2 separate regions of the Homo sapiens genome follow, and region 1 is linked to region 2. Evidence: chromatin loops called from intact Hi-C (ENCODE). Cell type or tissue: ascending aorta. All regions are shown on one strand. Each heading gives the region's core, and the rest is flanking DNA. Links, peaks and the distances in the headings are about the cores only.

Region 1 (4,392 bases), core at 251-4,250, 52 kb before region 2:
CTGTTACATCAGCCTATTTTTCTTACAAATGTTGCTGCTAAGGTTCAAATTCAAGGTGTAGAACATTAAACAATAGCTGTATTGTGAAGGACCATGCTCCCTGGGAAAGCCCAAGTAACCTTACACACTGGGGAAGGAAAAAAGAACTCCTTTGCCATACTCCTGCTCTCTGGAAAACTGCTCAGACGCAAGGGGTAAAGAAGCAAAGAGGTGACAAAAAGAGACCTGCATTCAGAGAGATCAGCTGTCAACTTAAACTGAGAAGTGACCTGATGCCTCACAGAGCTGGGATTTTGCCACCTTGACCAAACTGCTTCCCAGGCTCCATAAGTCTCATTAGAAACGTAGGTGGCTCTGTGTCGACACCTTCTCAATGGAGTTCTATGAAATAACAGGCATCAGACATTTATTCACTATGACAATGTCTTCCCACCACTCCAGATCCTATGACCGGGACTGACTTGCTATCGGTTTTTGCCTGGGAATAGGAAACGATTCCAGAAACATTAGCTCTTCTGTTTTGAGAAGAAATAAATTCCCCCTTTTATTTCTTTTTTGTTTAAAGATAGCAAGATAAAAATAAAAACTAATATTACTTTTAGAAAAAAAAAGTGTTGAAAGTTTCCTATTACCCTACTTACAATGTGAGATGCATTTAAAAGATACATAACGTATAACATTGTAGAATAGTATGTGAGTTACACATTCCTTCTGACGTCTTTCAGAGATGCTTTCCTTCTTACTTATGTATCTGGTATTCCATTGGGATCTTAGGTCTTACCACAAATAAAATATCTGATTTTATAAGATTAAAAACTCAACAAGGTTTTTCTTTAATATAAAAGCAAAACGTGGAACGTGGAGGGGGGAATGTTTATATACAGGTGTGAATGCAGCCCCTCACACAATCCCTTCAATGGTAAATGCTAATTTTCTAAATTTTAGCTAAAGATTAAATCACCAATAATTCCTCATGAAATAACAGATAAACGTGAAATCATGTACTACAATTCTACTCTAAATTTTTTTAAATAGAATGAAGTAATTATAAAATGTTACAAAAGAGAAGAAACTGGAATTATAAGTGCTACTGGAATTATATATTCCTTAACAAATATCTTGAGACGGATTACCCATTTGCTAATTCAGTGTACTTTCCAAAAGCCATTGACCCAAACCGAAGCTAGGATTACCAAATGGCAAATAGCATTTGTGATGTGTGTAGCTCTTCTAAAGCCTTTCTTGAGAATTGTAAAACTTGATATATTAGCCACAAGTTTACATAGCTCACCGTTTCTGCTAGAATTATAATTTCAATGGTGTAATTAGCTTATTAATAATTTGACACATGGTGAATTAATTTACATGGTTGGGTTCTTCGCAACGTCTGTTGCCTGATCCTCCTGTGGATGAAGGCTATGAGCTCTGGCCTGCCCCGGGAGCGGGCACCAGCCAATGCCAGCGGAGCAAGGGTTAACTTTGGGACTGTGACAGTTCTCCCTTCAGGGGCTCTAAACTACTTGGAGAGAATGGAAAACAGTCAAAAATAGTCCCAAAGGTAAATAAACTCTGTGTCCTATGTATGTCACCCAGGGAAGAATAAAATGTATTTTTACTCACATTGAAAGTTTTCTGAACTACAAAAGCTATAGAGACATGTACAGAGTGAAACCTGTAGCACATACGAATATGTTATTTTGAAAGATAAAGGAAACTATCTTTAGATTAACGATGAGTTGTATTAAATCCACATCCTCATTGAAATTGTTTATCCATTTTATTGCGCAGTGTAGTCTGCTATTAATAACAGAATTTGTCCTGTACTTAAAAGATAATTAATGCCTCTATGCATCTATGCAACATACCATAGCAATAAACGGACGATGTATTTCAGACAGAAACCAGGTAAGGCTAGCTGATAAAATACAGACTATATTTTTTTTAACATGCCAAGTTTTGCAATTAGGGTGGTAAACTGGAGGCAAATAAACTTAACAGCTGCAGGCTGAAGAATGGAAAGGTGAAAAGACTGAGACTGAGAGTGGGAAAGGAAAGGGACCGCTCCTGGCGCTGAGAGCTGGTCCCAGAGCCGGTGTTGCGGGGTGTGCGGGAAGGCGCCGTCGGGGGTCATTCCACCATCAGGACCCAGCGGACAGTGACAACCCAGCCTCAAACCTGGTCCCTACTTTAGGCCAAGCGTCAGCTTTTTTAGTTCAACCCTGATTTCCACTCCAGACAAGGACAAATAACCTCTTGGTCGGGGCCCCAGATGAAGTCCCCGCGGTGTGCTCTCCTGGCCCTTGTCAATTTCGGGGTGCCCCCTCCTCTCCATCCGCACCCGACTGCACGCGCCTCCCTGGGACCCCGCACTGGCGAGCCGTCCCTCCCGGCGCTGGACGCCCCACCTGTCCCGGCGCCGTCGGAAGAGCCCTGCAGAGTGAGCCCCTAGGGCCACCCCGCTGCCTTCCTCCCCGTCCCCGCAGCCGCTGTAGCCAGCGTGGGAGCCGGGCAGGTCGCGTGGGGCGCTGGACTTACCGAGAGGTTAGCGCCGCCGTCGGGGGAGGGCGTGTCCCGCACGTGTGTGTCCGCGCGTGTCCGCGCCCGCGTGTGCCAGCGCGCGTGCCTTGGCCGTGCGCGCCGAGCCGGGTCGCACTAACTCCCTCGGCGCCGACGGGCTCAGCCCATGGTGTGGGCGCCGGGTTCAGGGAGGCTCCGGCTCCCGCCAATCGCGGAGCAGGGCGGCCGCCCCGACGCGCGACTTGCGAACCCGGAGTGCGCGCCGGGGGCGGGGCAGGGACGCGTGGGCGGGAATGCACGCGCGTGGCCAGGTGCGCGTGGGTGCGAGCGCGCGGGAGTCTTCGAGTGCGCGCGTGTCCGTGTGCGCGTGGGTGTGGGTGTGCTCGCGTGTCCGTGCGCGCGCCCTCGGGGCCAAGAGCGCGGGCCGCGCGGGCAGGTTTGGACACTACGCGCCCTGCTCGGGTTTAGGACGCGGCTGGCGGCTCCGGGAGGAAGAGGAGGAGGAAGAGGAGGAGGCGGAGGAGGAGGAAGAGGAGGAGGGAGGCGGAGGAGCAGAGGCTGGGACGGCCGGAGGAGAGAGTCCGGCCCCAGCAGGAAAGGAACCCAGCACGCGACTACTGGAGGGGCGAGGAGCAAGGGAAGGACCAGAGGGGAGGAGAGGGGGTCAGGGGAGGGAAAGTGTGGGAGGGGGAGCCGCGGGGGTGCGCGCTCCTCCTAACTCGGGGTCGCTTTTAGCGAGAAGTGATATTTTTCCAGCCTCATTGAAAACCGTTGCAAACATTGAAAATAGTAAAAGTGAAAACGGTTGCGACACTAAGACGTTTATAAAATGACCGCGGACTGCCCTCGATGCTGATGAGAACTGGGACGACGTCGCGCAGAGCGTCCGGAGGGAGAGGCGCGGTGCCCGGGACCTCGGTCGTGGGGAGGAGCCGGATACAGCCGCCGGGACGCGGGGATGCCGAGGGCACCGCGGCCTGGTCTGACCGACGCACGCGGTGACAGCCGCCCTTGGGAGACGACGGCGTCTGCAACCAGCAGCCTCCAAAGGGTGCAGCCAGGAGGCTCAGCTTGTCCGCCTCCGGGGCTCGGGGCTAAGCCCCTTCCAGAAGTTTTCGTTTCTACGCGAATTCCGACCGCAAAATCCAGCTTACCTGAGCGCCGCTCCTCTTCTCTCATGTCCCTCGGGGGCCGTCACGACCGTCCCGGAGCGATCTCTAGGAACCTGTCCCGCAGCGATCTCTTGCACACTCTCCCCATTCCGACCAAGTGAAAACTACCCATGTCCCTCCCTCTCCAAACTTTAACAGCCAAGAATTTCAGCAAACAGCCAGAAAGAAAGCTAAGTCTCCCCCCGCCCCCCACCCCAAGGGAAGGGAGGGAATAAGCACTCCTTTAATTTGAAAAATAATAATTAAAACTCCCTCAACTTTTAAGGCCGAGCAACATAATCTATTAATTGGTCGCTATTAACATGCAGTTTTATTGACCATAGCACACAGAAGTCTGATTGTGAGGGAGGAGTGTTTTCAATGAAAGTGGAGTTATTTTAGCTGCAGACGTGTTTACATTTCTGTGGTTTAGTCTATAACTTTCTCTTTTTCTTGCTTCAGAATTCTGCTCCATGAAGCAAAGCCCTTAGCTCCCAGACATTCCAAAAAGTCTGCCAAAATAATAGAAAAAAAGAGAGGGAAGAAAAAACACACGGAGACCCCCAAGTCTGGGTCAGGCTCAGGGTTGGATGTGGGCAGGGTGAGTGTGCCCCCTCCCCGCGCACTTTCCAGTTAGGAAAAAAAAAAAAAGTTTCAGGGCTCCATTTCCTGTTTGCTGGGGGAAAAAAATAAAATGGACCTGAGCAGCTGAGTTTAGAAACCG
Region 2 (4,392 bases), core at 128-4,127:
AAGGAGAAAAAGAAATCAAGAGATGTAAAAAAAAGTCACATTTAATCACACTTGGAATCAGAAAACAACAGAGCCACAGTGACAACCATGTGATTTAGTGTGGGGGAAAGTGCAGCAAGATTTCCTGTGGGGGGATGTAGCAGCACAACTTTTTAAATAAGCAACTTTTATGGAAAAAAATTTGACTTTACCATTTTTCGTATATTCTGATTTGGTAATTTCATTCTCGTCATCTGTCCTGAGAAAATAATCTGTGGGCAACGCTGTTTTGTTTTATTTTGTTTTGTTTTGTTTTTGAGACGGAGTTGCACTCTTGTAGCCCAGGCTGGAGTGCAATGGTGTGATCTCAGCTCACTGGAACCTCTCCCTCCCGGGTTCAGGTAATTTCCTGCCTCAGCCTCCCGAGTAGCTGGGATTGCAGGCACCCGCCACCATGCCTGGTTAATTTTTGTATTTTTTAGTAGAGACAGGGTTTCACCATGTTGGCCAGGCTGGTCTTGAACTCCTGACCTCAGGTGATCCACCCGCCTCGGCCTCCTATAGTGCTGGGATTACAGGCATGCGACACCGTGCCTGGCCAGCTATTTATAGCAATAAAATATCAAAGGCCTAAATGTCCAACATGAGGGAAGGGGTCACTCTGATGGGGTTCTATATCCTTCTTCAAACATGATTATCGAGAGATCTAAATAGCAGGAAAATGTTTGAAATACGATTTTTCAGGAAAAAAAATAAAAAAAATCAACAATGTATAGGGGGGAAAATGTCCAGAAATAAAAGTGGAAGGAAATATGCCAATGTATAATGAGTTGGCTCAGGAATAGAGAGAAAATATCATTATTATTTTTTTACTACTTGGTATTTGTATGTTTCTAAATTCTGTATAATGAGCATGCATTTCTTTGAAAACATCAGAATAAAAGTAAATTAAAAGATGTAGTAATAATTATATCAAGAGATCCCTTCTTTGGTAAGAAAATGGGTTGACTTTGCTATGCCTGCTAGACATTATGCTGTGGCAGAAGTAATCAACCTGCATTGTATTCTGAGTACTTCCTCCAGAAAACAGCTCTGATAAGCAGTCCAATCTCAGAGGAAGGTGAAGAAGGGCATCACAAAAGTGTCCTCCAGTATCCCTGTATTTCTGTCTGTTTTTATATCAGCTGCTCCTGCGAAACTCCTATAACAACCACTAAACCAGCCCCAAAGCTGGTGGAGTCTAGTGAGATATTCATTTCAATGGATTTGAGCTTCTGTTGTTTTAATGTGTATGTCTTGTGTGTCAGTAAGTGAATTTCTGTGTAGTAGAATAAATAGATTTTTCCATTTTTTCCTGCAATGCCTGTATATTACTCTAATCGGAAAGATGGGACCACATTTTTAAAAGAATATTGTTAGAAAATAATTGAAGGGGCTTTAAAAGTAAAGATCAAAAGGGGAAATATTTCTATTTTTTTCTCAAATAAAATGTCAAAAGTGTTTCAGCTTTGAGTTAGCATTCAACCGTCCTGCAATGCTTTGGAGAGTGAGAAAAGGTGTGGCATATCTCCCAAAACACAAAGAAGAATATATTAATGAATGTATTGTCTGTGGCCGTTTCATACTACAACACCAGAGTTGTGCAGTTGCTACAGACTGTGTTTGGCTTACAAAGCCAAAAACATTTATTATCTGGCCCTTTGCAGAAAAGGTTTACTAAACCCTGGCGTTACATGTCATGACATTAAAAACACTTGAGTTTGCAAAATCTGTCTTAGAGAAGATAGATAAGTTTCTTTCAATAATGCTGCTTTTAGAAATTCAACCTTAAGCTTTCTTGACAGAAGCACATTGAATCAATTTGGATTGCCTCTGGCTGCAAGGAACAGGAAAGCCAACAGTGGCTTATAGACACAGGGTGAACTCAGCTCAGGCAGGACAGACTCTCTGGTGCCATCTGGCTGTTTCCAGCTTTTCATCCTTAGCAAGAGGTGCTTGTCTGTGCTTTTGCCTTAAGGTCACAAGGTGCTGCTGCACCACAGTCCTCAGGCTCACCATCCAGCAGGAAAGAGAAAGAAAAAGATAACTAGAACAAAGGCAGAAAAGCAATTCCTTTTTATTCTGGAGGGCCTCCCTTTCCTGCGATTTACAGCTTCTTTTGAATGCCCTGTTATGTCGTATGGCTTTTGGAAACAGCAGAGTTGCCTGGGTGAGTTATTTTTCTTTAACTAGGCATGTTGAGGCCACAAACCATATGAGGGTTTTGTTAGATAGAAAGGGGACGACATGTACATTGGATGGGCAGCTGATGGTGTCTGCTGCAAATATATACAGCATCACCACCAAGAAGCCTATGTATTGATACATTGAATGTATCATCTGCTTTCAAATTGTTTTACTGCAAGCAGTAAAATGAATGCAAACCCCTAGGTACTGACTAAGCTTGTCCCCTGTCCTGCCTAGTTGTCAGCCCTGTTTCCTAATATGAGGCTGTCCTTTCTAGGGTCCTTTGAACTCCCTTCATATCTCTCCCAGACAAAAGCTCTAAAGGCGGAGATAAAGCTCCTGGGGCTGGGAGGGCACAGCCACCCGCCCTCAGCAGCACATCTGTTCAGGGATATGAAGTACCTTCTCCTTGCTATAGAAGCCCCTAGTTTTAGTGGGTCAGTTTACTTTCCCCCATCTCCTCCAAGGACAAATAATTTGTATCTGTAGAGACTGCCCTTGGCCTTGTCTTCGGTAATCCATACTCTGAGTTATTTGGTGGGGGGAGGGGGGGGCGGGGGGGGGGCGCATTCATATCTCATGGCTCCTTAAAGAAGTTCCAAAATCCAGACACATGACCGACTCCCTGGTCCCTGCAATTTTAACTCATCTAGAAGAACCACTCTTGATTTCTGAATGGTTCCTCCATTGTACCATAGAATTCTGACAGGTATTTCTTAATTAACCGTTCAAACTTTCTTCCCTGAAGAGTTTAACAGCACAAAAACCCAACAAAATATGCATAATCTTTAAATAAACTCAACAAAGTCTGCTTCATAAAAGCATTACACTTTCCAAATTCTTTATTCCTTCACCCACTTCTTCAATATTTATGAATTATAGATGTGGAAGAGGATTTATCATGATAAAGTATCTATATTTCAAACCCACCAGTGATTTACTTCTCAGGGGTGACCAAAAAAGATGCAGATTGATGTGCAACAATTGAACACAGGTGGGAGTGTCCACCCTCTGCCACTGTGCTAGTTATGCACGGTGTTGTTCCGTTTCCATTGTCTCTCCAGGAGCCACCTTGAGACTATTTGTTGGACATGCTCTTGCTGATTCACTCACTGCCATCATCCAAGGCAGAAGATACTGAGAATCATACAAACAGGGACCCATTCCAGAATTCTAAAGGGCTAAAGCTGAAAATGACTTTAGTGATTCCCTGAGCAACTTTCTAATTTTAGAGACTAAAACCCCCAAACCCAAAGAGGCTGAGATCCCCGAGCCTCTCCCCCAAGTTTTAATTGGTATGTTACATTAAACAATGTAATTTGGCTGTGTTCTGTCTCCCTGCATTGGACTAGAATTGGCCTTGAAATGAGTAAATACAAAACGATACTATGGTGCATTCACGTGTTCAATATTCTACTAACACAAAGATAATAAAACAGAAAGAAAATAAGATTGAACTAAAATATCCTCCCCCTTTGCCAATTGTGCTCCCCTCCCACTGCTGCCCGAGTTATAGCCCAGAGCCCAAGATCTCTGTCTGCCAGCTGTCAATGCAAAATTCTTTCCACCCATGGTGGTGTTTGCCATGTGTAGGCAGGGGCAGTGGGAAAAAGTTTATAGAAACTTTGACTTCCAGTCATCACTTGTAAGTGTTCCATGCACATTCACACAGTCAACCAAAAGCATATGTTCCGACAAGTTCACACTCTCCCACTGCCCTCCCCGGCATCCTCAGGGTTATGTAGAAGAGACTAGAACAGAAAGCTGTTTCTGGTTTTTGTTTTTGTTTCTATTTTTATTCTTTATTTTAAAGAAGGTAGTTCTTGGAAGCAATTGGCTAAACTTCTCACCAAAAATTAAGATTAAAAAACACAATGGGTGACCTAAAGAGGCCAATCAAGTAGTAAGGAAACCAGAAAATGCCAAATAACCAAGCATAGCATTATTCTCAAAGGGGGTGGAAAGTCTATACAGAAATTAAGCCCAAGAAATACTGAGTTGATTTACAGCTGATCTAACTAATGCATTTCAGAGGGAGGAACAACTCTCCTCCCATGACTATATCTCATGAGTTTGCAATGCATATTATAAATGATGCAATGAGAGACGGGATCCATATTTCCTGGTGTTAACTCTTGGAAAAGAATGTGATCATCTAAGGGTTGCAAAGGAGATTCTTTATCTGTG

What was found. Peaks named below come from ENCODE experiments on the same cell type or tissue, not always from the same donor. Only the 100,000 strongest peaks of a DNase experiment are listed, where the experiment ranks them.
Region 1: it touches region 2 in a loop (3-fold over the local background); 10 of 110 quality-filtered maps call a loop at or near these places.

Annotation. Positions count from the first base shown.
Region 1 is chr21:38,657,987-38,662,378 of GRCh38, forward strand. It overlaps a transcript of ERG not described here. Among named protein-coding and RNA genes, the nearest start is that of LINC00114, 110 kb to the right of the region's middle. In ascending aorta, for the core only: no CTCF peak of the experiment used is centred there; DNase peaks (open chromatin) are centred at 2,735 and 3,435; H3K4me3 peaks cover 4,000 bases; H3K27ac peaks cover 4,000 bases.
Region 2 is chr21:38,710,334-38,714,725 of GRCh38, forward strand. No RefSeq gene overlaps it. Among named protein-coding and RNA genes, the nearest start is that of LINC00114, 61 kb to the right of the region's middle. In ascending aorta, for the core only: a CTCF peak has its summit at 1,969; a DNase peak (open chromatin) is centred at 1,928; H3K27ac peaks cover 651 bases.